Regions from separate parts of the Mus musculus genome. Here regions 2, 3, 4, 5, 6 and 7 are each linked to region 1. The links are chromatin loops, found by intact Hi-C in ENCODE. Cell type or tissue: heart. All regions are shown on one strand. Links, peaks and the distances in the headings refer to the core of each region. The heading gives the core; the rest is flanking DNA.

What was found. A loop is a pair of places that touch in the nucleus more often than their neighbours do. Peaks named below come from ENCODE experiments on the same cell type or tissue, not always from the same donor. Only the 100,000 strongest peaks of a DNase experiment are listed, where the experiment ranks them.
Region 2: it touches region 1 in a loop (2.2-fold over the local background); 15 of 42 quality-filtered maps call a loop at or near these places.
Region 3: a loop joins it to region 1, with 9 times the contacts of the local background. A loop is called at or near these places in 13 of 42 quality-filtered maps.
Region 4: a loop joins it to region 1, with 4 times the contacts of the local background. A loop is called at or near these places in 9 of 42 quality-filtered maps.
Region 5: a loop joins it to region 1, with 6 times the contacts of the local background. A loop is called at or near these places in 14 of 42 quality-filtered maps.
Region 6: a loop joins it to region 1, with 3 times the contacts of the local background. A loop is called at or near these places in 13 of 42 quality-filtered maps.
Region 7: a loop joins it to region 1, with 8 times the contacts of the local background. A loop is called at or near these places in 11 of 42 quality-filtered maps.

What each region holds. Positions count from the first base shown.
Region 1 is chr14:34,078,614-34,082,945 of GRCm38, forward strand. The region is part of intron 1 of A630023A22Rik (RIKEN cDNA A630023A22 gene); the gene reads right to left. Among named protein-coding and RNA genes, the nearest start is that of Anxa8, 5.2 kb to the right of the region's middle. In heart, for the core only: a CTCF peak has its summit at 1,898 (motif pointing right); a DNase peak (open chromatin) is centred at 1,918.
Region 2 is chr14:34,370,594-34,374,925 of GRCm38, forward strand. Sncg (synuclein, gamma) reads right to left here and starts at 4,076. Exons shown (of 5, transcript NM_011430.3): 1 at 3,867-4,076; 2 at 3,078-3,119; 3 at 2,663-2,790; 4 at 264-323. The coding sequence starts at 3,987. In heart, for the core only: a CTCF peak has its summit at 2,252 (motif pointing right); DNase peaks (open chromatin) are centred at 538, 2,218 and 3,168; H3K27ac peaks cover 108 bases.
Region 3 is chr14:34,398,955-34,403,286 of GRCm38, forward strand. It overlaps Mmrn2 (multimerin 2), which reads left to right. Exons shown (of 7, transcript NM_153127.3): 6 at 1-669; 7 at 3,959-4,332. Among named protein-coding and RNA genes, the nearest start is that of Mmrn2, 26 kb to the left of the region's middle. In heart, for the core only: no CTCF peak of the experiment used is centred there; a DNase peak (open chromatin) is centred at 2,387.
Region 4 is chr14:34,547,075-34,551,406 of GRCm38, forward strand. The region is part of intron 10 of Ldb3 (LIM domain binding 3); the gene reads right to left. Among named protein-coding and RNA genes, the nearest start is that of 9230112D13Rik, 26 kb to the left of the region's middle. In heart, for the core only: CTCF peaks have their summits at 2,509 (motif pointing left) and 3,790 (motif pointing right); DNase peaks (open chromatin) are centred at 1,657 and 2,277; H3K4me3 peaks cover 1,586 bases; H3K27ac peaks cover 1,542 bases.
Region 5 is chr14:34,233,442-34,237,773 of GRCm38, forward strand. Shld2 (shieldin complex subunit 2) reads right to left here. Exons shown (of 10, transcript NM_001360074.1): 10 at 3,592-4,145. The coding sequence ends at 3,907. Among named protein-coding and RNA genes, the nearest start is that of Syt15, 16 kb to the left of the region's middle. In heart, for the core only: a CTCF peak has its summit at 1,786 (motif pointing left); a DNase peak (open chromatin) is centred at 1,740; H3K4me3 peaks cover 655 bases; H3K27ac peaks cover 293 bases.
Region 6 is chr14:34,355,861-34,360,192 of GRCm38, forward strand. It overlaps a transcript of Fam25c not described here. Among named protein-coding and RNA genes, the nearest start is that of Fam25c, 2.6 kb to the left of the region's middle. In heart, for the core only: no CTCF peak of the experiment used is centred there; a DNase peak (open chromatin) is centred at 2,441.
Region 7 is chr14:34,152,434-34,156,765 of GRCm38, forward strand. No RefSeq gene overlaps it. Among named protein-coding and RNA genes, the nearest start is that of Npy4r, 2.2 kb to the left of the region's middle. In heart, for the core only: a CTCF peak has its summit at 2,316 (motif pointing left); no DNase peak of the experiment used is centred there; H3K4me3 peaks cover 221 bases; H3K27me3 peaks cover 1,420 bases.

The DNA.
Region 1 (4,332 bases), core at 245-4,244:
AAGGTGGCAGTGTCTCTGAATAGTGGATGGTAAAGGGAGAGAAAAGCAGGCAGAAGTCGGGTATTATAAAGAAGTCACCTACATTTTAACCAATATCATGGGGTCACTAAATCTGACCAGGCCCAGACACCCAGTCCTACTATACTACCTGAACTGAAATATCCATGCAGGCTGGACACTGGGTGACATACGGCAGCCATGGAACAGCTGGCTGGTGCCTTCTTACCCATAAGACTTACCCTCTGGAGGAGGAGGGTCCCCAGAAGAAAAATATCCCAATAATAAAGAACTCTATTTCTTTCCTGAATCTCTTAGGTAGAACTGCAAGCTTGCTAACACTCCCCAGGCCACATCAGAATGCACCCCCAGCCTGCAGGGGCATACCCGCTTTGTCAGCTGGGGAATGCCCACAGGAATGGAGGTTAGTCTTGGGGCCACAGACTAAGCAGGTGTCCCCAAAGCACTCTTCACCATGGTGAGGAACCAGACCCAACAGACTCCCCGTGAGTGGCTGTCACACCACATACTTCTTTCCTGTTCTCTCCCACCCACCTTTCACGACATCCCTGGGAAGCTGTGAGCTGTGCTGGCGGAAGAGAGCCCATCACCATGTCCCCACCCAAGCATGGCCTCCCCAGCAGAGTCCCACACCCGCCTCCAGCCTACAGAAGGGGTCTTGTGTGCGTGCTAGAGCCGGGCCCACGCAGCAGGAAGACGTTCCATTCCTTATGTTCAAGAACCAGGGTCTTGTGTGTGAGCTCACCTCACAGAGCCTGTAGTAGCATGCACAACGCCTGCACAAGTTCAGCCAGATGGGGGAAGTGGACACCGGCTCCCACCTCTAACAAACAATCTGTGATTGATACCCACTGTCAACAGAAAACGGAAAAATCACTTTTCTCCAATGGAGTCTCACTAGGTGTATTAACACGTTTTGGTGCAAGCCACACACAGGGTGGTACTTGGCAAACACAGGACAAACTCAATGATATTTTTATAGACATGGCGTCTCATTTTGCTTTGTTTGGGTTTTTTTTTTTTATCTTATTGACCTTTGGCTTGTTTATTTTTATTTCTGGGGTGTGTGTGTGTGTGTGTGTGTGTGTGTGTGTGTGTGTGTGTGTGTTGGCGTTTTGTTTTGTTTGCTTACTTGTCTGTTTAAAGGGAAAGAGAAAAGCATATGATGTTGGGTAGGTGGGGAAGAGGGTCTGGTAAGAACTGGGGAGGGGGAAACATGGTAAAATACATCATATGACTTTTTTTCAATTAAAAAAATAAAGATGGGTCTGAGTTATCAACAGCATTATTGCTGCACTGGTTTTCCTGAGCCGCCTTGACTGAGCACCTCAGACCGACACCAAGCATCTCAGACCGGCTGCAAGGTTGTCAAGGAGACATATCGTTTCCTTGGACAAAGGAGAGAGTAGTGACCCACTACTACCGGGCTCAGGATCCCGGTGGTAGTTTGGGCATGACAGGCACCAAGGGTAGAAGACCAAGCAAGGTTCGGCTCAGGAGCCTGGATTTAACTCAGGGGTCCCAAATCCAGAGATGTAATTCCTTGTGACTAAAATTCCTGCTGCTTCCCTGTTTTCCCATTGTCTGGGGATGAGTTGAGCCTCTCAGGAACAGAACCCAGAGAGCTATGGATCTAGTGGGACTTGCCAGGTAAGAAGGAGGCCAGGGCTTAGTTTATGAGGTGGTCACAGGCCACATCTGTAGAACATCTGTAGAAGTTATGACCACGGGATAGAGGGGACTGAGAGTATCTCCTGTGTGCACCACACCCCTGCTTAGGGTCATTCTGCCTTGGTGACCTCCCACATTCTGCCTTCTGCGCCTAGGCTGTCATCCTGAGGTCTGGGGAATGAGGGTGAAGGAGCTGATGTTAGTGCTACACTATTCCACAAGGTGGCGCCCAGCGCTTACATTTGTTCACTAAACCGCTCTCCAAGTTCCGCTGGGTAGGCCAGATACAGCGCAGGCCTTTCCCTTTCTGCAGATGTTTCTTGAAAGCGCCAAGAGTCTGACAATGCCTAGAAGCAGCACCCTGCATCACTCTAAGTCCCCAAACCACACAGCCCCCAAACCAAAGAGTAACTTCCTGTCCTGAACATCAGAGAGGTGCTGGGACCCACCAGCCCTGAGCCAGCTCCACTGTAAAGGGCTGACCAATAGGAGTTCTGGATTCTCCTAAATAAGTGCCCATCATGAAGCTTGGCCCTCCCTTTCCCCCAGTATCTTCTTACTCATTCCCGGAGACATCACCGGGTGGTATTCAGGGTAGCACAACACCTATAGTACTCCAGCAGGCGTGGTGGTTTTGAACCATTCTTTGTGTTATCTTCCTCAGCCAGAGCTTGAACCTGGCCATCTGCTAAATATACAGCTCAGATATCCTTTTATCCGCTCCATGAAATCTTCCAATTTGTACAATATAGTCCCATCCCATAATTTAAGTTTATTTTAACCTTCAATTTACCACACCTTCATTTGCTCTCCAGTAGCACCCCTGAGCCAGGCCCATGGTCTACTCTTACTCCAACAAGCTAAATGTCTCTGTTTTACACACACACACAAAGATACCTACCCCATCTTATTTCAAAACAGTCTCATTCTATAGCCTAGGTTGACCTGGACTCAGTATATAACCCAAGCTACCCCAATCCCATGATAACCCTAGTATCTTAGCTTCCCGAGAGTTGAGCTTATCGGTCTGAGCCACCACACCTATCTTTGGCTTCTTTGCTTGTGTCCATGATCAGGTTAGAGCTGCAGATCCAGGTGGATGGATGCGATTGTTCGTCTTTTCTGTGCCTGCCCTGGGCTACTGAAGGCTACCAGTCGAAAGCAAACACCACAGATGCCTGTCTACCAACTGCTCACATGGGCTGATGTTTGCCAACTTAACCAAAGCCCCCAGGCTAAGCACAACTCACCAATACAGAATTCAGCTAAAAGCAAGAGATCCATTTCCCAAGTATCAGAAAATTTGTAAGGGATATTATAATCAAAGAAACTTGAAGCCAAATTATTGGATGATTGCTTAGAGAACTAGGGCCAGGCCAGGAGTGGTGGTGCACACCTTCGATTCCAGCGCTCAGAGGCGGGGGCAGCGGGATCTCTGTGAGCTCATGGCCAGCCTAGTCTACAGACTGAGTTCCGGGCCAGTCCGGTTGTAGAGAGACCCCGTCTTACAAACTAAAAATACAAAAGAACAGGGATTTTGCATAAAAGGATGAAAAGCCAGACTTTAACATTGGAATCTTCATCCCTACAAGCCAGAGCTAGGGAAGGCTGACCCTAATCCCAACTTCCTAAAACAACACCAAAAACCTCATCTGTACCCAGAACACACCTCAGACGACCTTCTCTCATATAAACTATGGGAATCCACTGCTCTGAGACTGAAGTGAGATTTATAAAAACAAATTGCAGCCCATTGCAGCTGATAGAGTGCGACAGGTTTCAGCAAAGCCACCTCTAGAGTCCCCTTACCCACCCATAGTGCTAGGGCCTATGGGAAATTTTTCTTGCAGAAGAGGATCCAGGAGAGAGAAAATCTTCAGTATCTAAACAAGGAGAGTCAAGAAACAAGATACAGCCGGGCGTGGTGGCGCACGCCTTTAATCCCAGCACTTGGGAGGCAGAGGCAGGCAGATTTCTGAGTTCGAGGCCAGCCTGGTCTACAAAGTGAGTTCCAGGACAGCCAGGGCTATACAGAGAAACCCAGTCTCATAAAACCAAAAAAAAGAAACAAGATACAAGAAAGATTAAAATCTAGTGCCAGTCTAATGTGAGTATGGTGTTCATATTTTTTCCTTCTTACAGCTATGTATGCTGATTACAGAATTATGCTTGCTCCAATAAACAATATTTAAGATGTGTTTTAAAATAATGAGATGAGAAGCCAAGAATGGAGGGAAAAATAGAACAATCCGGAAAAGGCAGCGTTTGAAAAAGGGTGAAAGTAACGTTTTTGAAAGCAAATGGACTTGGAAATTTAACGTGGCTGGATGGAGCTGAGAAGAGCGTTGGACTCTCCAGGGTGTGGCCCCGAAAATTGACTTTGGCTGTAGGAGACAGTGGCATCTGAGGACCAGATGAGAGGCAGCAGTGTGTGGCAGCTCTCCACCCTCAGTGGTCAAAGGTGACAGGAAGATGCCGGAGCAGAACACACAAACCCACAAGCTGGGTGTACTGCCTTTCTGGGTAGAGCAAACAGGGGAAAAATCCACGGCACAGCCTGCTATGATGGGGAGACCCAGAGGGTTTAGACCCCAGAAGGCCTGCGGTGGGTGGATACTAAAAGGCAAACTGGGCAGAGGCAGA
Region 2 (4,332 bases), core at 70-4,069, 290 kb after region 1:
AGGGGGAGGGCAGGAGGGAGGGAGGAAGGGAAGGAAGGAGGGAGGGAAAGAGACTTGCACCCATTTCCAGGCCCACAATTCTCCTTGACCACCTGGAAATGGTCACTCATGGAGCGGTCAGGCACTCGGGTCCCTGACTGCCCTACCCACGGCACTGTGGGAAGCTGTGGAAGGTCTCCCAGGACCAAGAAATGAAAGCAGGGCCTCTCTGGCTCAGGTCTCTATGGCAGAACTTTCTGGTGCACCCTGGGAACCCCTCTTACCTCTTCATTCTCCTCTTGCTCTTTGGCTTCTTGGTCCTGTGCAGGGGGTTCCAAGTCCTCCTACAGGGGAGCAAAGGAGACACAAGGCTATGGGAAGAGACACGGGCCCTCAGTTGCCATAGCAGGGTCTCCCCTGTCAGGTCTCACAGATGAACAGAGGCCTTCCATCATGTTTCTGTGCTTAGAGGGTCTGGAGGTGCCAGATACCCTCCAAGCCAGGCATCATCTCCTGCAAGCACATCCCAAGTCATGGGCACCTGGCCCCTACAGACTTAGGCTCCTTAAGCGAGGAAGCCTGGAGTGTGTGCAGTAAGGAGAGACCCTTGAGTCACACAAACCCCTCCCTCAGGCTGTATGAGCATCGAATGCCATCACTGTTCACAGAGATCCTGAGGATAGGGGTCAGGGCCTAGATACTATTGCATGGCTTCAGAGTTCAAAGTATCAGGGCTTCAGGTCCCTCTCAGGTACTCAGGAGTGTGGGTCACTCTTCCGGCCTTCCGGATGGACTCTTGGCTCAGGCCTGTCTTCCATCTCCACAGCATTTCCTTCACGGTCATGACGGCAGTGGGTTTGGAACTAGACTGATGGTCAGTCTAGAGTCTGTTCTCAGAACGTATCTGTGTTAACTTGGGGTTAGGGTATGATGTCACAACTAGTTCATGGGTCAACAGAAAATGGCAAAGCCCCAAGGGCTCAGTAGCATCTTCTAGGTTAGCAAGGGTAGCCTGAACTTGCTCCCAGGATCCTTCTTGCCAGTGGCTTGGGAGTAAGCTTCCTGGGATGACTGCTGTGCTGGGAACAGTGGTAATGATGATGACAGGTGCTGTCTTAATTAGGGTTTTACTGCTGTGAACAGACACCATGACCAAGGCACTTCTTATAAGGACAGCATTTAATTGGGGCTGGCTTAATGGTTCAAAGGTTCAATCCATTAGCATCAAGGTGGGAGCATGGCAGCATCCAGGCAGGCATGGAGCAGGAGGAACTGAGAGTTCTACGTCTTCATTTGAAGGCCACGCTAGGAGAAGGCTTCCAGGCAGCTAGGGCAAAGGTCTTAAAGCCCAGGCCTACAAGGCCACACCCACTCCAACAAGGCCACACCCACTCCAACAAGGCCACACCCCCTAATAGTGCAGCTCCTTGGGCCAAGCATAAACAGACCATCACAGGCACTAACCATGTGCCTGGCAGAATTGCATCCTAGTATCACTTCTCTGCCTCCTCCCAAAGCCCTAAGGTGTAGCATTTCAGATGAGGAAATGGGTATAATCCAGAGAGGATCTTCTCAAAGTCACACAGCCTGCAGAGGTGCACCTACACACTCCAGTGACAGGAGACCCTGTGCTGGCCCTGGAAGCAGGTGTTTGGGGTGAGTGACCCCTCCCCTTTCTCCTGCTCCTTACAGTAGTCTTCTGTGGCATTGGCTGTGTGGGAAGCCTAGGGCTGCACCATTGGGGTTGCCTGCTGTAGTGTGTGTGGCTGACCATAACAGGTCTTTGGAATTAGCTTCCTTCCCAACCTCCATTCTGGAATCCCCATTCATGCACAGTCCATACTCAGTCTTTCAAGGGTGTAGCTCAGAAACTGGCCACTCACGGAACCTACGTGCTGGCAGAGACCAGCCATGTGACCGTGGTGCATCATATCACCTAATCTCTCTAGGCCCTTCCTTCCATATCTGGTTTGGTGGAATTTGGGGCCCCATTAAATAGGTTAGTAAGTGTAAAAGACTTAAAGCAGAGCTTACTCTTTGGCAAGTGCGGAGACAGCTCCTACTTCTGGCATCTATCCCCAGAGAGCCTGATGCCCCTGTTTTATCCACTGCCTGCCACATGCGTACATACACATGCGCATCCATTCACACATGCATTCCACGCATATGCGTTCACACACATCTCTACCCTACCAATAATGCACATACAACCCACATGTTCACACAAAGACCTCAGCAGAGGGTGGAGTCGGAGCCCTGCCACTTGCCCACCACAAGTGGGCAGTGTTGCCATTACTGCTTCCTTGGGAGGTGGAAGCTAGACCCTGGGATGAGGGAGGGTTGGATAAAAGATAAAAGGTAGCTCTGGTGGTGGCTTTCAGCTTTAGCCTGTCACCATACACTGCCCTTGTGATATGTATTTCCTGCATGCCAAGGGGATGGGGCTGGCCATGGTCTGCATGTCGCTTTCCTTGTGCATAAAATGAATCCCAAGTCCCCACTCTTGGAGTGTGATGGGGATTCCTGATATGAACAGGTACAGAGATACCAAGTCGCCCCAGCACACAGTGGGTACTGTCTGTAAAGTTAAGCAGTGTCTAGTGCTATTTACCCGTGTGTTCACGAGGGCAGAATTGCCTCCTATTGCTGGGGAGCCTAGAAAAAGGACATGAACCAGGCTTACCTTGCGCACCACCCCGGTGGTGACCACGATGTTTTCAGCCTCCTCCACGGTCTTGTTGGCCACTGTGTTGACGCTGCTGACCACAGCTTCACTCACGGCATTGGCCTGCTCCTTGGTCTTCTCAGCCACTGCAGAGGATTCTGGTTGGACTCAGCCCTGGCCCCCTCCACTGCTGCCTACCCAAGCTGAGGAGAGCAACCCCTTCCCAGAGCCCAGATGCCTGATGCCTGACTTCTAGTTACTTCGATCCCTTTGTCTGACTCTAGGGCAGAACAATGTGATGGTCTATCTTCAGGGCATGTAGTGGTTTGGGTCACCAAGGGCTTAGGGCTCCAGTTGGTACAAAGAGGACTTCAGGTATGGACCCTGGATATAGGGCAGGATTTGTGGGGTCCCCAGTTCTGGGTCATCTTACCTGAGGTGACACTTTGTACCACGTTCTCCTTGGTTTTGGTGCCTATTGGAGGAAGAGGTGTACAAGCGGTCAGGGCAAACAGCTGGACACAATGTGGGGGCCAGGAGGGGATGAGGATGGCGTCTGGGGACAGTAGCCCCTTCAAAAGGCCATTTCCTGCTGTGTCTGAAGGACAGAGGACAGACGGGAAGGAGACAGGACAGGAAGAGGGGACAAAATAGACCAGGCCTGAGGTACTGTTACTGGTAGGGCTATGGCCCTTGCATGGGCGTGGCCCCGGCCTCAGAAGCAGCAGCTGAACAGGGCAGAGAAAGCTGAGTCACAGGATTAGCCACCCCTGTCCCCTCTTTAGAAAGAGCCCAGAATGCTGGGGGTGGGTTGAACACTAAATGGGACCCATTTTCACAGACTACCCTTCCCCTCTAAGCCAGGAGTGGCCTGGCTCAGATGCAGCAACTCCCATTGGAGAAAGCGGGGTCCACCTGAGCAGATCATTACCTCAGGGTCTCCAGGTTAGGAGACTCCAGGCATGTGTGTGCATGCTTTTGAGTGCCCACACGTAGGTGTGGCACTCCGGTCCTGTCCCACTCAGAGTCCCTTCCCCCAGAGTATCAAAGACAATTAGATACTACCATATTCTCCAGGGTGTGCGACCCTGCCTCAACAATCAGAATTTCATCTCAAAACGCTTTCTAGAAGCTGGGGGAATCTGCAGAGGGAGGCATCTGCCCTCCATTAGGGACCCCTCCACCCTGCCCCGCCCCGCCCCGCCCCACCTACCACACTCACCCACATACATAACCCCCTCCTTGGTCTTCTCAGCTGCCTCCGTTACTCCCTGCTTGGTCTTTTCTACAGCACCCACAACACCTTCCTTGGCAATGGAGAAGCCTTTCTTGAAGACGTCCATGGTGTTTGCAAGGATGGAACCTGGCTGCTGCAAGCTATGGACTGGAGTGCTGCCGCAGCCGCTGTCTCTGCTGCTACTGCCTCTTATTGACGCAGATGAAATATTGATGCTGTGGCTGCTGGCTGGAGCCCAGCCAGCCCGGGCCAGGGTGGGGGCAGGGAGGGCGGGCCAGAGAGAAGGCATGCCTCACGGGGATACCAGCGAGCAGGGCCCGGGCCCCTACTGGCTCTATTCTGCCCTGCTGACTCTTGTTGGCCCTGGGGGAGGGAGAGCGTGTTGGAGGCTGGACATATCCTAATCTATCATTACACCTCATTCATCCTTGGAAAGCCCTGGTGGTCTCGT
Region 3 (4,332 bases), core at 246-4,245, 320 kb after region 1:
GCTCCTTCACAGCCCTGCTGGAGGATGCCCTGCGACATCAGGCCGTGCTAGCTGCACTCTTCGGGGAGGAGATGATAGACGAGATGTCAGAGGAGGCCCCTCGCCCTCTGCCACTGGATTATGAGCAGATCCGCCTAGCCCTGCAGGACGCGGCCAGTGGGCTACAGGAACAGGCGATTGGTTGGGAGGACTTGGCCACCCGGGTGGAGGCATTGGAGAAGGCCGCAGGTGGCTTTGTGGAGCAGCACCCACAGTTGGCAGAGGGACTTGAGCCCAGCCACGACTCTGGGAGAGAGGAGGAAGCCATGACTTTGGCGGAGCTGGAGCAGGAGATTCGGCGCCTGAGTTCTGATGTCAAGCAGATTGGGCAGTGCTGTGAGGCCTCCTGGGCTGCCTCCCTCAATAGCTCCCTTGAAGACCTACACAGCATGCTCTTGGACACCCAGCACGGCCTGAGACAGCACCGGCAGCTCTTCCACAACCTCTTCCAGAACTTCCAAGGTCTGGTGGCAAGCAACATCAGCCTAGACTTGGGGAAGCTGCAGGCCATGTTGAGTAAGAAAGATAAGAAGCAACCGAGAGGCCCAGGAGAATCCCGGAAGAGGGATAAGAAGCAAGTGGTGATGTCTACAGATGCACACGCCAAAGGTCTGGAGCTCTGGGAGACAGGTGAGTGCCTGGGCCCTGGAGACTGACTCTACGAATCTAGGACAGGGCTCTCTGCCAACTCAGGTGCTCCTTTCTCCTACTGGGGAGTGGGCACAGGGTACAAGAAAGCAGGATCATTGGCCACCACTACTACCTTCAGGGCTATGGGTCTCCTCTGCTTCCTGGAATATAGGGAAGTATAGATCCCAAGAATCAGTTGTAGTTCCAGAGCCCATGAGTTGGCCGAGGCCCTAGCTGTGGAGCAGAGTCTCAACTCTTCACACTCACCCAAATCCCAGTCTTTCGTCAGCTCGCCCTGCATGCTGGGGACAGGGGGTTGGAGCAGGGGGTCATCTGTCACGGCAGCACCCCACAAGAGGTAAATACAGGGAACGGCCTTCTGCTCAGAAGGAAAGAGCCCTCTTGGTAAATACAGTTGGCGGTGTCAATACCCTTCTGGATCTTTCCTGGGCTCAGCCTTAGCTACTCAATCATGCAACCATTATCATCATATCTTACCTTAGTCTCTAGAAATGACCTAACCCAACCAGTGAGCAGCAGAGAGAGGCTGCCTCTCAGCTACAGCAAGCCCCCAGCAGGCGGATCCCCAAAGGCTCCACCTACACATGAGTGGTTACAAAACCTGACAGCTTCATTCCCACCCCTCCTCCCGGTACAAGCTTAGCATGCAGGAACCCAAGCAACTCTCCCAACTCCCCTAGCATTTCCAGAGAGCTACATGTCCTTACAGTAACCCCTGCATCTCTTTTCCTCTTGTGAGTGGTACAAACTCCATCATGGCTTTTACCATTTGCCTATAAGGTTAGGGTTAGGTCAGGGTCTGTTTACTCCTGCAATATTTCTTTTTTTTTTTTTTTAAAGATTTATTTATTCATCATATGTAAGTACACTGTAGCTGTCCTCAGATACTCCAGAAGAGGGCATCAGATTTCGTTACAGATGGTTGTGAGCCACCATGTGGTTGCTGGGATTTGAACTCGGGACCTTCGGAAGAGCAGTCGGCGCTCTTAACCACTGAGCCATCTCGCCAGCCCGCAATATTTCTTTTTCTTTCTTTCTTTCTTCTTCTTCTTCTTTCTTCTCCTTCTTCTTCTTCTTCTTCTTCTTCTTCTTCTTCTTTCTTCTTCTTTTTCTTCCTTCCTTCTTCTTCTTCTTTTTCTTCCTTCCTTCCTTCTTCTTCTTCTTCTTCTTCTTCTTCTTCTTCTTCCTTCTTCTTTTTCTTCCTTTTCTTCCTTTTCTTCCTTTTCTTCTTCTTCTTCTTCTTCTTCTTCTTCTTCTTCTTCTTCTTCTTCTTCTTCTTCTTCTTCTTCTTCTTCTTCTTCTTCATCTTCTCCTTCTTCAAGATTTATTTATGTATGTGGGTACACAGTCACTCTCTTCAGACACCCCAGAAGAGGGCATCAGATCCCATTACAGGTGGTTATGGGGCATCATGTGGTTGCTGGGATTTGAACTCAGGACCTCTGGAAGAGGTCAGTGTTCCTAACGGCTGAGCCATCTCTCCAGGCCTGCAATAATTCTTTACTGCCGAAAATATTTTCCCCTTTAAAAACACTTTTCTTGTAAGAAGGCCACAGAGCTCGACTTTGAGCCCTGCAGAGAAAGTCACCCCTAGTTTGCACAGTTTTTCCATCTTCTAAAGCCCATAGTCTTCCTTCCTCTAGGGCATGTGGACTCTCAGATGCAGGCAGGCTGAAAGAACAAGAATCGCCAACAGAGGGTGCTGTAGAGTAGCCACCTTTCAGCAAGGCAAGAGCCCCATCTGCTGGGTGCTTCGGGGACTGAAGCACCAGACCTCAGTTTTTGTTTTTTGTTTTTCTGTTTGTTTTGGTTTTTCGAGACAGAGTTTCTCTGTATAGCCCTGGCTGTCCTGAAACTCACTCTGTAGATCAGGCTGGCCTCGAACTCAGAAATCCACCTGCCTCTGCCTCCCAAGTGCTGGAATTAAAGGCATGTGCAAGCACTGCAAATCAAGAATGCTAAGGTTTGCTTGTGTGGTCGGGATCAGCAAACGTTCCCTTTCTAAGCTTCAGTTCACCCATATGAAATGCCAGGGCTCTGTGCAACACTCTGGAAATTATATTAACATGACTAACCAGAGCTGGAGAGATGGGTTAGCAGTTAAGAGCAGAGGACCTGGGATCTGTTCTTAGCATTCACATGGCAGATCACAACCATCTATGAATTCTATTCCAGGGGATCTGGTGACCCTTTCTGGCATCTGTGGGCACCACTCATGCATGTGGTACGCAGACATACATGCAGGCAAACTGTCCATCCACATAAAATAATAATTAGAAAAATTTTAGTCCGGCAGTGGTGGTACACACCTTTAATTCCAGCACTTGGGAGGCAGAGGCAGGCAGATTCCTGAGTTCGAGGCCAGCCTGGTCTACAGAGTTCCAGGACAGCCAGGGCTATACAGAGAAATAGCCGGGCAGTGGTGGTACACACCTTTAATTCCAGCACTTGGGAGGCAAAGGCAGGCAGATTCCTGAGTTCGAGGCCAGCCTGGTCTACAGAGTGAGTTCCAGGACAGCCAGGGCTATACAGAGAAATCCTGTCTTGAAAACAAAAACAAAAACAATTTAGATGACTAGCCAGAGGGGGCCTCCCCCTTGCCCAGAAAAAGCCTTACAGTATAGCTCAGATTGACTTCAAAATCAAGATTTTACTGCCTCTGTCTCCTGAGTTAGAATTACAAGCGTGAGCTACTGTGCTGGCTTCAAGAAGTTTCTCAGTCCTTTTTCTTTATGGTCTTGTGCCCACTTTTGGTCAAAACCACCATTCCTGTTCCCAGTACTAACATTATTTTGAGGATAGGCACTATTCTCTTTCCCACACGATGTCTCAAGATACCTAGCAGGTAGGTGCTGGGACGACTTAGTGGCGGAGCACACGTCTAGCATGTGTGAAGTCCTGTGTTCCATCCCTAGCACTGATGTGGAAGGAACTATCCCTGGCAGGTAGCAGACATCTAGGAGTTGGATACTCAGGTTTCTAGCACCGCCCTCCCACGGCTCAGGTAGTCAAAGACACTTATCTCTCTAGAGTTGAAAGGATCAAAGAAAAAAAGGGCTTTGTTGAGGATCAAAGGAGAAAATGCATTTGCCAGCCAGCCAGCAGATCTGTATTTCCCTTCCCCTATCTCTGAAATGACACTGACTGTCTAAGACACACCTCTGGGATGTGATGGTATCTAGAAATGGTCTCCGGCTTCTCATGCAATTAAGGTGAAGAAGGGAGAGTTTGGCAGTGAATGGATAACTGACTGTCTCCTCTACCTCAGGCTCCCCTGTGGCCTTCTATGCCGGTTCTTCAGAAGGGGCCACTGCTCTGCAGATGGTGAAGTTCAACACCACATCCATCAATGTGGGCAGCAGCTACTTTCCTGAACATGGCTACTTCCGAGCTCCCAAACGTGGCGTCTACTTGTTTGCTGTGAGCATTACATTTGGCCCAGGCCCAGGAATGGGGCAGCTGGTATTTGAAGGTCATCACCGGGTTCCAGTCTACAGTACGGAACAGAGGGGCGGGAGCACAGCCACCACTTTTGCTATGGTAGAGCTACAAAAGGGTGAGAGAGCGTGGTTTGAGTTAATCCAAGGGTCAGCAACCAAAGGGAGCCAACCAGGCACTGCATTTGGGGGCTTCCTGATGTTC
Region 4 (4,332 bases), core at 80-4,079, 470 kb after region 1:
TGCTTGGCTTTGCCTCTCAAGTGCTGAGATCAAAGGCCCAGCCAAGCTGTTTGTTTTTTGACATATAGCCCAGGCTAGTCTGGAACTCACTCTGTATTCCAGGTTGGCCTCAACAATTCAGAGATCCTGGTATCTCAGCCTCTTGAGTGCGGGATTACAGACATGTGCCTCCACACCTAGCTCTAAAAGGAATTAGGAATGAAAGCCGTGTGATCGTCAAGCCATGGCCTTATGTACTAAGCACCTGAAAGGCAGTTAGTCTAAATTGAGATGTGCTATTCAGTTTAAAAATCTGAAGACTTAATAAAAGAATATAAAGTATCTTAGTAATAATTATCTTATATTGATTGTATGTTAAAGCTGTTTATTTATTTTTAAATTTAATGTGTGCAGATGTTTGCCTGCATGTATGTCTGTGTACCTCATGCATGCCTAGTACCTAGGGGAAGCCAAAAGCGTGTTGGATTCTCTGGGACTGGAGTAAGTTGGCTGTGGGTCCTGTGGAAGAGTAGCTAGTGCTCTTAACCACGGGTCTGCCTCTTCAGCCCCTTGTTTGTGTGTTGAGCCGGGTCTCTACGTGTTACCCAGCTAGCCTCAAGTGACCTTATTTCTCAGCTTCTGAAATAGCTAGCATGCATCTGAATAGAGTCCAGCTCTGAACCATTTTTAATATACTGAGCTGTGTCTGGAAAAACGTCCCAGTGGTTAAGAGCATGTACTAGTAAAAGACTGGAATTGGATTGCCAACACTCATGTCTCATGGCTTATAACTGCCTTAAACTTAAGCTTCAATGGATTCCACACCTTCTTCTGGCCTATGTAGGCACCTGCGTTCTAGTGTACACACACACACACACACACACACACACACACACACACACACACACGCATTTGAGGCTGAAAAGATGGCTTTGGAGAGATGGCTCAGTGGCTAAGAGCACAAGCTGGGATCCAGGTTCAATTCCCAACCCCCTCGTGGCAGCTTACAACTGTCTGTAACTCCAATTCCAGGGGATCTGACGCCCTCACGTAAAGGCAAAACACCAATGTACACACAATAAAATAAAATATTTTTTAAAAGGTCAGGTGCAGTGGTGCACACCTTTAATCCCAGCTCTAGAGACCTGATCTACAGAGCAAGTTGAGAAACCCTGAATAAAGAACACAAAAAACTCAGAAATTTTCATATGCTGAGCTAAATAAAAATGTATTTAAATCAATTTTACCTGCCTTTTTTTTTTCCTAAAAGTGTCTGCCTCTCGGATGGTTCTTTGCAACAGTGGCTGCCAAGAGCTACTGGCTTTCACAGTGTTGCACAGGAGTTTGTGTAATAGCAAGAGGCAGAGTACTTGCGAGTCAACTTTACAGACAACCTGGAGAGCTTAAGTGGCTACTCGAGGTCAGCCAGCTTGCAAGCTTCCTATCTGAAACGCACCCTAATCAGCTCCTCTAAACCACTCCGAATGCAGAACCAGGCTCCAGCATGCTCCTTCCAAGTAAACCCCGCCCTCGCCCACCTTGCCTCCCTCTCCAACCGCTCCTTCGGTAGGGCAGACATTCTCTTCCTCCTATCCGAGGCTTTCCTGAACCGCCTTCGTTTTCCAAACCCCTACTCAAGGCCCCAGAGAGGAAGGCTGGAATCCTGGACCAGGTTCCTACCTCCTACCCGCTGGGGCTACAAACAGGAGGAGGACTTTCTCTTCCGGGCGGTTCGCCCGGGCAGATCCCTGGGGAGGGGGAAGGAGAAGGGAGAGGACATGCGGGGAGCACGGTCCCCTCTCCTCTCAGCTCCTGCCTGCTTCGCCCCTCTACGCTCCAAATGCCGTAAGAAACCTGATATCCCATCTCCGAGCCCCGGGCTGTTGCTATTTCTACGTGACGGAATTAAGCCGGTTCGAATTAGAAGGTGATATTTCATCTCTAATTGGCACGTTCAAAGGGCTCCTATCGCACTTGGCGGCCCCGGGACTGTGTAATTAAACAACAAGGTGATCTGAGTCACTTAGCCCGGGCTAAGTCGCCGGCAAGCGCCCGGGTCGCCGCCCGGCCCGCAGGCCGACGTGGCCATCCCGGGGACCAAGGTGTCCTCCGCCCACTGGCCCCAGGTGTTCTGGGGAAACGGATGCCCAGCCCAGGCGCCAGAGATAAGATGCCGGCTCGAACCCCGCCCTGCCTCCGTCCCCCACCCCCCGGAAGCTGCGGCCGGGGACTGGCCGCGAGCGGGCTGCTCGTGCTCGGCGGCGCCCAAGTCCCCGCAGCCCAGCAGAGGAGCGGGGTGCGGGCCCGTATCCCCGGCTGGCCTGGCAGCCTACCAGCCGCCCCCGGAGCCCGTTGCCAACCCAGCCTCCCTGGAGAGAAGGAAGGGTGGAGGCAGGCCTCTCCTCTGCTCCAGGCAGGGATGAGTTAACGTCTGCACAGTCTGGGAACCGTGGAAAGGCCTTGGCTCCTGCCGGTCTCCGCCGCCCAGGCCGCTGCGGGAGAAGCGGCTGGAGGGCCCGGCCGCCCCCTGGTGGGCATGCGGGGACAGGACAAGAAAGGTGCCGGGAGGGCCTGCGGTGCTGCTGGGAAAGGTCTGCACCTGACACTACTCCTACCGGCTTCTGCAAACGCCTTCCTGTGTTTCCTGGCCGCACTGAGTGATCATTCTGTCTCCTACGTAGGAGATTTGTACCGCTCCCCTTCCAAAATGCCACCTCAGCCTGTGGAGCTCTGACTTCAGAATTTCCTTTCCTCGGCCCAGAAGTGCAAGAGATGGCATCAGACTACAGATATTATTTTATCTCTGCAGATATAACAAGAGGTTATAGAAATCCTATCTTACTCAAATGAGAAAATTCAGGTCTGAGAGATGAGGTAGTTTGCTTATTCCTTACAGCAGGCTGGGTGTCCCACCCATGCTAAAATGTTTCCTGTCCATACTCAGTTCTGTTGTCGGTGAGCTTCATAAAGCAGGGGACTGATTCTGTCGCTCTAGTCAGGAAAGCCTCAAGAGAAAAGCTTCCTTGGGTCTCATCAATGCCTTATCAGGATGTGTTCTGGAGCCTAGACTTTGTGTTATTCTTTATCCCAAGTCTACTTGGCCAGTTCACACTTGTAGGACACAAGCCCCCTTCCTTCTCCCTTAAAATAACCCGTCTCTTTTCCCTAAGCAGGCCTGTAACTTATTCCCTTCCTCGTTTTACCACAAATGGTTTGTGCATTGGAAAAGTGTGTGTGTGTGTGTGTGTGTTCATGGGGTGAGGTCATAGGGTATTTGGGAAATGACACCTTTCATTCGATTTTGCTATGAACTGAAAACTGATCTTTAAAAAGTCTATTAAAAACTGGGTGTGGTGGCACATGCGTATAATCCCAGGACTTGGGAGGTCCAGGAAGGAGGATCAACAATCAGCCTGGTCTACCTGAGCTACCCTGCCAACAAACACACACACACAAAGTCTATTAAGATTTTATGTGTAAAGCAGAGCATAGTGGCACATGCCTTTAATCCCAGCATTGGGGAGACAGAGCCTGATCTACATATGGCGTTCCCGGACAGTCAGGACCACATAGAGATCTCATCTCAAAAGCAAAACAAACTATATAGAGAGACCATATAGTCCATAGTAGTTTTGAGTGAAGAAAAACATTTGTATTGTAATAGTAAATGAAAAATCATCATTGCTTTTTATAAATTCAAGATGAATATATATATATATATATATATATATATATATACATATATATGCATGCTGGACGTGTATTTTTTTAAAGATTTATTTATTTTATGCATATGAATACACTGTTGCTGTCCTCAGACACACCAGAAGAGGGCATCAGATCCCATTACAGATGGTTGTGAGCCACCATGTGGTTACTGGCAATTGAACTAAGGACCTCTGGAAGAGCAGTCAGTGCTCTTACCCACTGAGCCATCTCTCCAGCCCCAGAAGTATAATGTTTACTTGGAAAGTATATACATACCTAAAATCCTATTTTATCAACCTATGGAATGGCTATCAAGGGATAATTAAAGGAATACTTAAGGCTCACTCCCTGTGTGTGCACAGCTGCCGGAGTATAGAGTGTAAGCTCATGACCTCTTCCTGTTACTCTATGATTACCCTCCTGCCTCGGGTGTGTGTGTGTGTGTGTGTGTGTGTGATGCTAGGGATTGAGCCCAGAGGCCTCACCCATACTAGGCATACACTCTACCACCAGGTTAACACCTCCATCTATCTATCCCATTTCTTTATTGGTTGAATGTATCCTCATGGCAAGTTCAAGTCAGGCACATACAAAGGAGAAAGTCTGCCACAGCCCTGCCCTCCTAAAGTTCAGGGTCAGAACGCA
Region 5 (4,332 bases), core at 115-4,114, 150 kb after region 1:
TATGCTTTTCTTACTTTTCTGTGTGGAATGTCTGCCCAAATTACTTCAAGAGCCATGAGCAGCCTGTGCTCATCACTGTCAGAGGATAATTAGCAGAGGAAGGGAGATTATTTTTCACTTTCTTGCTACTTTCTGGTCTCCCTTGAGCACTTCACAATTGGAATTTACCCAGAATTCTGTTCATAAGAGTTGGAAAAACTGGGTTGGCAAAATGGCTCAGCGGGTAAGAGCCCTGACTGCTCTTCCGAACGTCCTGAGTTCAATTCCTGGCAACTATATGGTGGCTCACAACCACCCATAATGAGATCTGACACCCTCTTCTGGTGTGTCTGAAGACAGCTACAGTGTACTTAATTATAATAATAAATTAATTTTAAAAAGAGTTGGAGGAATAAATTTTCAAAACTGACTTCCTTTTCCAGACAAAGGCAATCCCCTGCTGTAAGGGATTTGAATGGTGTTGCTGCAACAAACACTGTAGCAAACCAAGGTCGGTCATGGAGTGGTGGGGAGACCTCACTAAAGGGAGGTCCTGGAAGTTCTGCAGCTCGAGGTTCCTGCCCCTCAGGAGATCTTCCTCCTTGCCACATTCAGGCTCCGGCTGGGGTGACCAAGCACCTGAGAAAGGGGTGTGGTGGGGGGAGGTGGGGGAGGGGAAGGATGGACAGAAGCACAAGACGGAGCAATAGGACCCAGGCAGTGAGTTAGCTATAGCTGAATGCTGGAAGTGTGGACAGTCTACCTGTGGAACCAGACACTACTAGAGGAATTCTACTTAATTTACTTACTGCTCATGGTGATCAAAGCAGTCACAATACTGAGAAAAGAGGAAAGGGAAGGGGAGAGGAGAGGAGGGGAGGGGAGGGAAGGGGAGGGGAGGGAAGGGGAGGGGAGGGAAGGGGAGGGGAGGGAAGGGGAGGGGAGGGGAGGGGAGGGAAAGAAGTCATGGCACTTGTTCTAAGTTTTTAATCCAAGGAGCAGGGAGAAGCTAGCAACCTGATAAGAGAGTCTGAAGAGTTAATTAGAAAAATATAATGAAATAATTCACTGATTAGATTCCATAAGCTCAGCTCCTTCAACATAATTGACAAATCTCTTAATTGAGTTTAGCATGCAATTTTAAAACCAGACTGTAATACTTGACCATTATACTCCACTAATACTTTCTATGGAAGGAATGGTTTGCCTGAATCACTGTTTGCTTTAAGGAATTGTGCTTCACTGCGGAAAGGAGGAAGGAACAATCTCTTGGGAATTGAATAAGGTTTTGTACATCAGCGGGATAAGGCAGCACCCGAGCCCAGGAGAGATCCCTCCCATTAGCAGAGCAGGAAGGAGGACACGCTGCCTCCCAGTCCCCCGCAGCAAGAGAGCAGCTCTGGAGCTGGAATCAGACTCCAGGGGTCCGAGATGCTGTCGGTATTCCCTCTCATCAGAGCGCAGAACTGTGGTACTTTGCAGTCAGGGTGCGTGGAAAATAAAATCTTCCCTTCTTCCTCCTTAAACTTCTCCATCCCTCCCATGTTTCTGTGTAAATTAACCATTTGTCAGTAATGAGGAGGAGTGAAATCAGGCAAATAACCACCTTGGCTCTCTCGGTTTGAGCTTGCATTAGTTTGCTGACTGACAATCTTTCAGGCAGGAGTGAGCGAGCAAAGGTGGTCTGCCAAGGGACCCAGCCTAGCGCACTGTGTCCAGGGCAGGAGGGAGTAGACACGTGACTCAGAGGTGTGGCTTCCAGCTCAACCTAGGATAGCAGCCCGGCCTTCTGTGGTATGTCTCCACTGCCCTCTAGTGTTTAGCATCATGGTGGCCACGCTATGGCCACTCACTAGAATGGCTGTTACCTCAGAGCAAGTGGGGAAGGTTAGATCTAGAGCCAGCAGGCCACAAAAGCCAATATCCGGGGTGGCCCTTCCCAAGCACCACCTCTTCCTCTCTGATTGCTACACCTGATCAAGCACTATATAATCTATAGGCGCATACCATCTAAATATCTGTGATGTACAATGTACAGCATTACACATTAGCTAAGGAATGAGAAAAGGTGTATGCTAGTTTGTTTGCCCTCTTCATACTGTCCTTTGAGCATGACTCTTCTTGTGTGTCAGGGCTACACACCCTCCTGTGAATGGCATGGTGCTGTCTGTTATCCATTTACTGCTTGTGGACTCTGTAGTTTGGAGCTGTTACCTGGTGTGTAAGGATTCCTCTTTCCCTACATTCTCACCAATATTTGCAGTTTGTCTCCTTTGGTTGGGATGGAGGACTTTGAGTATAGTTTTTATTTGCCTGTCCCTGAGGGCTAGAGATGTTGGATATTTTCTTCATAGACTTAGAAACTACTTGGATGTCCTGGAACTCTAGACCAGGCTGGCCTCGAACTCACAGAGATCCTCCTGCCTCTGCCTTCTGAGTACTGAGATTAAAGGCAAGGGCCACCCCCACCCCCAGCTCACTTGTACTCCTTTTGAGAACTGCTTGTCATTTGTTGATTTTGTTTGTTGTTCTCTGTTCTAGATAGTAAAACACAGCTGACGGTTTCTCTCCTGACCTGTATGCTGTCTCTTTTCTCTGTGCTTCGCAGAAGTTTTAAAGTTATCTGCAGTTCCATTTGCCAGTTCTTGATCTTATTTCCTGAGCTACTGGAGTCCTTTCCATGAGGCTCTGCCTTCTACAGCCACACCAGTCCGAAGGTGCCAGGAAGTCCTTGCTTGTGTCTCTATCTTAGAAGTATTTTCCTTGTGTTTTCTGGTAGTAGTGTCAAAGTTTCAGATCTTAGAAGTATTGATCCATTTTGAATGCCTTCTGTAGTGGATGAGAGAATTCTCACGTGGTTTTCCCAGGACCACTTGTTGACACGAATGCCACACACACTGGTGTATGGCCTGGCACTGCTCCATCATACCTGCCAGGGGTGAGTTCTGCACCCTCTATTTCATTCCCTTCATCCACACGTCTGTCTGTTATTGTCATTGTGGCTCTGTGAAAGTGTCTGAAATCAGACGCTGTGCTCTCTGTCCTCAGGGGAGGCTCTGCTCAAGGGTGCTTTTGTTCCACAGGAATTTGAGGATTGTTTTTTCTATTTCTGAGAAGAAACTCACTGGGATTGTGCTAAGAACTACATTGAATATTGTAGCTTGCTTTCAGGGCTACAGCCATTTTCATGATACTAATTCAGTCAATTAACTTAAATATCATGGCAGGAGTCCCAGTACTCTAAATAGAAGCATTTGTGCCCCTCCCTTTGGCTATACTGAGACAATCGGTGCCAAGGAATTGGAATCTCTCCTGAAGTCTCCTGCTAAAGATGAAAAGGTGGTACCCTAGTCTAAGAGGAAGCTTGTCTCCCAGAAGGAAACTCCACACAGTGCTGACAACTTACAGGACAGACCAGGGGCCAAGAGCCCCACAGTAAAGTGTCAGTGGCAGGCAAGGATGGATACGACCACGCCTGAGGCCATAGCAACAGCACTGCATCCCTAGCCCAGTAGACACAGTTATAATGAAGGAAAGCAATTCAGTTTATAGCAGAAAGTCAGTGCTGGGGAGAATACCAACAGAAAAACAAATAATAAAAGCTTCACAGAATTTTCTTTAAAAAATTATGTATTTAGCACAATTATATTATGCTAATAAATTACCTATTTTAAAAACTCTAAGCAAAATCCCTGTCATTTCATTTCAAAAGATAGATCATAGGGTTGGATGGCTCAGCAGTTAAGAGCATTTTCTCAAAATCTACACGGCGGCTCACAACCATCTATTACTCTAGTCTCGGGATCTAACACCCTCTCCTGGCCTCTGTGGGTGCCAGGTACATACATGGTACACAGACATACACAGGCAAAACATTTACATACATATAATAAAAATAAATGCATCTTCAAAAGACAGATTGTTTCATCACTCCTTCCCAGGAATGCCTCCTGTGCCCTCTGCCCTTAGAGAAAGTCCTGGGCTCCACAGCTTACGTGAGTCAGGGCAGAAATCGAGTAGGGAGAAATCCTGTTGCAGTGGGTAGCTGTTCTCATCCAACTCGAAAAGGCTCTGGATCTTCAGCACACAAGGCTCAGCACTGACAGCCAACAAGGAATGGAGCAGGTCTGAGGCGACCATGCCGTAGGTGACCTCTGAGGAAGGCACTGAGGAAGAACAAAGCACACACGACACTCAGGACCCCACTAGCTGCACAGAAACACATTCTGAAGGTTTCCTGTCTCTCTTGGTTCCTCAAGCTTCACAGACTTACATCTTTCAGTTCTTGTTCTACCCCTCTCTTTCCAGCGTCCAATTGTTGAAGGGAGTCTAGGAAGATGGTGTGTTTCCCAC
Region 6 (4,332 bases), core at 115-4,114, 280 kb after region 1:
TGCCAAGGACCCTGCCCCAGCAGAACAGCCAAGTAGTCGCCCCTAGACAGGGGGCTCAGAGTGTTGCCTGACCGTCTGGAGGGCACAGCATTGACCCATGTGGTCATCCTGGCTCAGTCAGCTGATTTTCTCTCATCTTAGCTCCCGGGTTACCCAGGACTGGGGCAGCCAGCACATGGGGACATGCTGGCCGCTTTGTACCCTGGGGCGGGGGGGGGCAGCTTCTAGGGAAATCTGTGAGTTTAACCGTAGCCACTTCACTTCCCATATCCTAGACAATGAGGCAGAAGACCCCATCGCCACTTGTCTTAACTAGAATTCCCCCTAGGAGCAGTTCTACAGTTTCCTGGTGTGTCGGATACAGAGGGTCAGGGTGCCTCCCTCATTACTCAGGATAGGCAGAGATTCCTCAAGCCACATTCCACATATTACCTCCCTTAATCACTAGTTCAAACAAAGCCTCAGTTTCTCCATCTATAAAATGGGATAGCTATGTCTTCCTGGCTGTGTCATTGATAGTCAGTGGGTCAAGTACACAGGTTCTTGCAAATACCTGTTCCCTCCTGCTCATCCAAGAAATTCCTCTAGACAGTAGGCCCTGCTCACTACGGCAGGGGACCAAGGCGCAGCTGGGATGTTAGACCCCTTGATGCTAAAGAGATGAGGGATATGGACTCCATTGACCTAGGGCCAGGGCCAGAAGGTCATCCAATGTCCCTATTTACATAATCTAGACTATGGCTAACATCTCTTCCCTGTTGAAGCCTCTCTCATCCCTCAAACCTGCCCTGCTAGGTATGACACGACTTAATTAGTGTTTACCAGACGAAGGGCCCTCATAGCCCATGCCCTTTAGAGCTGAGGTCCTCCCACATTCCTGTGTGGTATTGGTAGACCCGGACTGTGATTAAAGGGTGCTATGGGCAGCAGGACCTCCGGTCACATAGCCAAGCCCCATCCATATCATTGCTATCTCCTTGGGGCAGACGTGGACAGACAGGTGACTTGGAAGAGCCCTTCTTAAGAAATAGAAGGCAGGGAAAATGATTACTCAGTGGGCAGAGCACTTGCCACATAAGCCTAAGGGCCTGAGTTCAAATCCCCAGGATCTGCATAAAGCCGGCTCCAGTATGGAGTGTCCATAATCCTACAACTAGTCCAGGAAGATGGGAGGCAGAGGCGGGAGAACCACAGGATGCTTGTGGACTGTCTAGCCTGGTATGTACAGTGGGGAAAAATATGAGACTCAGTCCCAAACAAGGTGGCCGGTGAGGGCTGATACCCTATGTTGTCCTCTGACCACACATATGTCACAGCACACACATGCCTGTTGCAGTCATACACACAATGTACATATACACAAAGACCTTTTTAAAAGAGAGAAAAGAACACAAATATGTGATTTTTGCTACTCGTACAACTGGAGATATATGCGTGTGTGTGTGTGTGTGTGTGTGTGTGTATACATACATACTCTCATGGCTGCAAAAATGACCATGAAACTAAGGTCCCTGGAACTCAAGTAAGTCCAGTCCTCCCTACTTTCCTCACTCAAGACAAAGTTCCAGAGTATTCCTTCCACTTGGGGTGTTAGGCTGGGAAAGGAGTGTACTGATGGGGGGTGCTTCAAAATGCATGGAGATAGTTTTGGAACCATCAAAGGCCCTGTTTCCATTGAGAGTGCATGTGACCCCTACTCTCATAAGGGTCCTCTCTTGCTATTCCCCTGCCAGCTTTAGAATGGCCTCTGGACCCCTCCCTATAAACCCTTCGTTGTTCTCAGCTTGGCTCTCCTCTCTGAAGCTCACTAGCCCCAACAGACCCTTGTCAAAAGTCAGCCCACACAGCCCAAGGTGCTGTTCCTTCCCCCTGCCCTTCAGGCCCTGCTGCCCAGGAACACTGCCCTTCCTAGGACAGCGTCTCTGGGTGAGCACTCCAGTGATGTCACTCGACTACCCTTTGCCCAGACACACACACCCCCAAATGTCAGGAAAAGTCGAGGGACTAGGAGAGACCAAACCATCCAGAGATGGACTTAGGTCCCTGACCCCATGGCTCTGGCCCTGGTCCAGTCTTACTGGTCATTCAACTCCAACTGTGACCTGTTCCCTGGTCTCCCAAGCCACCCCGAGTGTCCTGAGAGGTCTTCTGTGCTCCTCTAGACTCCTGAGAATGGATCCCTTTCTAGCCAAAGATTCTCCTAACCATGACAGATTCTGTGTCACGGGGTAGCTTTCCTCACCTGCTTGAGACTGAAGATACCTCAGGTGGGAGAGTCTGCCCTCCATTGCCCCATCTTGGAAGACACTCCAGGGGAGCAACCCTTGAACACAGACACCCAGGCAAACCTATCCTGAGCCAGCAGGCCAAGTCTAGTCTTCCCTGGGTCAGAGAGAATCTGGCTTTAACAGGAGTGAACCAATTTTCCAAGCAGAATTTGCTCAGCAACCCAGTCTGGCAAAGGACCTGCTGGCTGAATCATCAAGTCGAGGAAAGCTGATTTTTTAAATACCGATTGCCAACTTAGCAAACACCAGTGCTCTTTTTAAAATATTTACTCTGGGTGGCTAAATACAGAGACTGCTGTCTCATGTCTGTCTAAAACATCCAAAGGGTGGTCGTCCATCCTGCCTCCGCTGCCTCATACTTCAGCTCGCAGATCTGAGTTTTTGTACTGTATACTGTACCCACAAATCCTGCACATGCTGAGTCCTCCCAGTCATAGCAGAGCCTTGTTCATCCAGACTCTCATAGACCTGGCTTGTGGGTCACCAGAGGAAGCTACACCCAACAGGCTGTGTCATCTTACACATATTCAGGCTATCAGCAAGATTCCTGGTGGAAACCAGAGAGCTCAGAAAGGGACCATTCACAGGGGCAAACAATAACAGACAGTGGGACACTAATCATCAGGAATTATAGCAACTATTATCTCTCTAGATATCTCGGGGGGACATAAGATCCCTGCCTCCTGGAGCTGTGGCTGTGGAAGAGTCAAGGGACAGAAGCTGCCGCCATCATCCCAGAAACATGGACACATCTAAACCATCCACAATGGGGAAGCTGCTGAGAAAATAGCTACCTCTTCAGCTTCCAGCCAGCATCTTCCTTCCCTCTGACTGGTCTCAGTTAGGCTCAGAGTCAGGAGCCCAGGTAATGCAGCCCAGGAGAGCAGTCCAGGGGAGCTGGTAGAGAGTGTGTGGGTGTGGAAGGGGATCAAAATACCAGCTTATCCTTCCAGAAACAGTGGCTTAATTCTAAATCGCCTCTCTCTCCCCTCCTTAGAATTGTGTGGGACAACAAAAGAAAGAAAAGAAAGCCGGTATCAAGCCTAATTTCAGAGTTGGTACGGCTGCTGTGAAAAGCAGTGTGGTGATTCATTGAAATCCTGAAACCAGGAAGATATAATCCTGGTTCCTTCTGCTGCAGACCCAAAGGAAATGGAAAGGCTGTCTCAAAAAATACCCATACCCCTATGTTCTCTGCAGCATTAGCCACAATAGTCAAGATGGAAACAGCCAGATGTCCGTCAAGGAAGGGTGTCTTAGCTGGGTGTGATGCTGCAAGTTTGCAGTCCCGAACTCGGGAAGCAGGAATATCAGGAGTTCAAAGTCGAGCCTCAGCTACATAATGAGCTCAAGGCTAGCACGGGTATGTGAGACTCGGTCTCAAGAGAAAGAAAGAAACAAACAAACAGAATCAACCAAACAACTAAAACCAAGCAACAAAAAGTAGCTAACAAGAGTTTACTATGTATGCACAACACAATGTTAATCAGCTTGAAAAAGCAGGCTTTGCCATTTGCCTCGACATTCTGCTAAGTGAAACAATCAAAGTGTAGACAGACAAATGTTGAATGACCTCACTTGTATGTTTAGTCTACAAAAGCCAAATCCACCGATGCAGAGAGTAGTGGTGACAGGGATGGCACACTGAATAAAAGCACAGATCTGTGCTGGCCGCGGGGCTCAGGTGGGAGGGTTCTTGCCTAGTGTGCATGAAGCCCCAAGTCAGATATGGTGGCCCACACCTCTAATCTCAGCACTCCGGACTCAGGTATAGGCAAGATGATTAGACATTCAAAGACACAAGCTCCAGGCCAGCCTGGAATCCACAAGTCCCTGTTCAAAAAAACCAACCAGACAACCAGATTACCTTCCCACCTAGGCAGGGCTACAGAATACCATGAAATAATTAGCCAGCAGGAAGTTACTCCAGGTTGCCTCTTTGTTTCCACAAAGATTAAGGTAGAGGACCTTCATTGTCTTGCTAATTGAACCTGGCCTCTTTGGTAACTCTGCAGTTTCTTTTGTCCAGTCCTCTGGGAGGGAC
Region 7 (4,332 bases), core at 151-4,150, 74 kb after region 1:
CTTGCTGAATCCCGCTGGGGCGAATACTGACTCTGCACTAGATCTGTTCCTCAGCCCCAGCCACACCGCTGGTCCTTGCCTGTGCCGGGAGTCCACACCCGCCCACAAAACTCTAGCACCGCCCACTTTGGGAGCCGCACCCACAGCCAGCCCCCAGGAGGCGAGGTGCTGGCAGCCCTAGAGTCAGACACACAAGTCAGCCTGCCACTTGCAGGCAAACTACACTGCATGTATACGCTCTAGCGCACGCTTCCTCCTCCTCTCTCTCAACCTGTTTCCTCAACCACGGAATGGACTTAAAATGTACTTTCCTACAGTGGGGAGTGGTTGCATTTTAATCCCAGACAGAACCTGGGAGGCAGAAGCTAGAGTCTCTGGGTTCCAAGAACATGGTGAAATCCTCGGGAGAAATCCAGGGATGATGGATAGACACCAGACACCTTTCATAAACTCATTCTACCTATTCAGCCCAACATGAACTGTGAGCCTTTTTGTCTGACTGTACACACAGAGCTGAATGACACAAGATCTGGTTCCGATGTCATATCATCAATTCAGAGCTCTGAGGCCTGGAGAAGCAGAAAAGAGTTAAGCACAGAAAAGGAATGAGTTAAGCTCCAGAGAGCAAGCTGACCTGTGTCCTCTTTAGATGGTGACCCAAAGAGAGGACACAGCAAGGCCTGAGGCAGGGCTGGGGGGGTTATTAGGGCAATGTGGCCAGAGGGAAAGAGGTGGGTGGGCTTCCAGAAAAACAATCAAGACAATCCTGAACAGACAGGCAGGGTTGCAGCAATGGATTCGATGATGGAGCCAGGTTATTGCTTCTAATACACTAAGGCAACCCCTCCCCCAAAGAGGCCGTGTGGTAAACTCATCTGAGCTTAGTGGACCTCCTGGGGTAACAGGATCATCCACACACAGGAACTCTTAGGTGGATCCCAGTGGAAATGGTTCCTAGCACTGTGGCCAGTGGTCCTTCAGAGGTGTACCTAAAACTGCACAGAAATTACCCTATTTATTCATCACAGCTGCTCTGAGAGCTGGGTATCCTCATCCCTGCCTCCCTGGTGAAGCAACAGGACCACAGCTGAGCCTAAAGTCGCTCCGCCCAGAAGCAGCCAGATTTGGGGCATAAACCCTGCTACGCCTTCAGGCTTCTGCTCACTGGCTGTGGTTTGTGCCTCTTACCTCTTCCTTAGGGACCACTCTCATCCCAGGTGGACAGGCTGCAATATGCTGCTTCTCCTTCAGGCCACCTTCCATGGCCCGACTGCATAATGCACTCCCACAAGCCTCCAGCTCTGCGCACAATCGAATGGGATGGCTGGACGATACCCTTGTCTCCTCACTCTGTATCTTCTTGTGTCTGTCACCATCCAGGCCTCCCATAGGTACACAAATGGAGGCAACTCTGACAGAGGAAGAAATTTATTTTACAGGACCTGATTATAATGGTAGCTCCTGGGAGGAGAACATCTGAAATCACTGGCCATTTAGAAGCCACTCAGCTCCAACAGAGAGAACCATGAACACTAGCTCCTGTGCGTATGCAGGAACTCAGACACCATCACGGTCACTGTCACCGTCCCAGGGCACTTATGAAGGGCCTGGCTGCCTGTAGAGCCTTTGGAAGCCAGCTTCCACAAGAACACATGAGAGCCACTACCAGTTTCAAAGGCCTGAGCACCCATGGGCTGGAGACTAACAAAGGAGCTAGCGGGAAGGGAAGCAAGCACCACTCCTGGGCCGGCTGCAGTGCTCACACTTACTCTAACTAGCTGTGCTCATCCAGATTCACTGGTGAGAAAACTGAGCCTTGAAAAGTGGGCTATTAAGCCGGGTATGGTGGCACATGCCTTCAATCCCAGCACTTGAGAGGCACAGGCAGGCGGATCTGTGTGAGTTCCAGGCCAGCCTGGTCTACAAACTGAGTTCCAGGAGAATTAGGGCTATTACACAGAGAAACGCTGTCTTGCCCAAAGAAGAAAAAGAGGAGGAGAAGGAGGAGGAGGAGGAGGAGGAGGAGGAGGAGGAGGAGAAGGAGGAGGAGGAGGAGGAGGAGGAGGAGGAGAGGAGCAGGAGGAGGAGGAGGAGCAGGAGGAGGAAGAGGGATAGTAAGAACAGGAGGAGGAAAAGAAAAGTGGGATATCCTCCAGAAAATTCACCTTGTACCTGGGAGGACAGGATTTAAGTCCAGGATTAAATGTCCTTTTCTAGGACCATATGACCCCTTAGAAGGTAGGTAGCATCTTGTAATTTACATCCCTAGTGTGACCAGTATTTTTCACACTATTAGACACTTTGTCTCTGCTGGGAAAAGGAACAGCGCCCTCTAGTGGTCTAGCACTGTGCTGAGCAGACCTCAGCACAGTGCTTCTGAACCATTGGGGGGAGGGGGGAGGAGCATATCACATGTTTACATTATGATTCATAACCGTAGGAAAATTACAGTAATGAAGTAGCAATGAAATAATTTTACGATGGGGGGGGGGGTCACAGCAACACAAAGATCTGTATTGAAAGGTCTCAGCACTAGGAAGATTGGAAACCATTGTCTTAGCGCAAGTACATCTAAAGAAACCACGTGGAAAACCCAGGAATATCCCCGACTCTCTGGTATCCCCACTCTCTGGCATCCAGGACCAGCTGACCTATCTGCAGAATTCTGCTGGCAGGCTGCATTCCCCAGGTGTGACTTCCCTTCAGCTGGAGGAACAGCTGGCTCGCCTGATCTTCCTCAGTGACTTGGAACCGGGCCTCACTGCTCACCCCTCAGAATGTTCCACAAGAATCATTTTGGAATGCAGGGGGAAGCATCAGGTGCGTCCAGCCCTCCAGACTTCTGGTAAGGCTTTTCCTAACCCCTGAATGTTTCTTAATCTCTCAGTTCACTCAAGGTCAGTATATTCCTTGGCCCAGTGAGCCAAGCTGGGGTCAGAAAGACAGACTTCTCCTTGAAGGAAGATTCCTAAGACTTGAAGTCAGGCCTACTTATGGCTGCTGTCCCCACTGTAACAGCCAGTGTGGGAAGTGGTCACAGTCTGGACACAGGAGCCATCTCGTTACTTACAGTGGAGCTGCAACTAAACTCCACAAGGGCTGTTGAGAGAAAATGTAAGCTGTGAAGAAGCACCCACAGATGGAGCTATACTCTCTCCCTGGGCTCCCACACACCCCTCGCTCTCCCCCCCCCTAAGGATCAGCCACGTCTAGCTTAAAGCCATTATTCACGATAGTCCTAGGAGGACCTGGGGTTCAGGCGTAGTGAACAGCTATAATCACCCTGAGCACTATTCTTTGATTGTTGCCTCCCTTAGATTTACCCTCCATTTATCACTGTGTTTAGTGACCACCACGGAGTTCGTTTGTAGATAATGCTCATCGAGCCTATTTTCCACACTGGAAGTTTGTTCTCATTGTCGGAGAGCCAGGCCTGTATGAAATGTGCCTTTACTCTCCCCCTCCTATGCAAGTGCACACATGAGTGCATGCACACACACACACACACACACACACACACACACCCCTGCTCGTTCTAAGCAAGCCATCCAAGCATGGCCTAAGAGCACAAAGCTCCCACGGGTAAGGCATTTGTCCTAATTCTCCCTAGAAGATGCCACATCGGCCGCCCAAAGGAGAGCGCGTTTGCTCTCTCCTATAAGCAGTCGCCAGCAGGCTTAGAAAACGAACAGCACAGAGAGGATGAATCAAAATGATCTCAAAAAAAAGAAAAGGAAAGCAGGTCAACGTATCAAAAGCTTCCTCTTGGGTTTCAGATTACAGACATAGTTGGACCCATAACAGAGACAGATTGGCAGGAAGCAAAGAACCTAAGGGGAAAAAAAAGCAAGAGAAGACCCTTGAAAATACAACATAATTGCTGAAAAATTTTAAACACTTCAAGTCAAGTGTGATGGCATAGTCCCGCCATCCCAACCATAGGAGGATCATAAATTCAAGGCTACCCTTGTGACGTAGCAAGACACTATTTCAAAAGTAAATAAATAAAAGTGAATTTAATATAAGTAAATAATGTTTTACTGCAAAGGATGGCAGAATGGATTAAGGAAATGTCCTGTGTTCTAGGGCAAAATCTCAGCAATGTGGAGAAGAACAAAAAACATAGACAATTAGCATAAGTGGTCATCAGCATAGACAATGAAAGTAAGCTGGCATTGGGCAGTCAATAAAGTGTCTAGGAAGGGAAAGGCAAGACGGTGAAAGAGCAAAACGACAGACCCAGTCAAGGCAGGATGAAGAATTCTCTCTCCATAGTCCACCGCAGAGACACTATTGGGAAGGTCATTTAAAGGACGTGGGTGGCACCAGGAC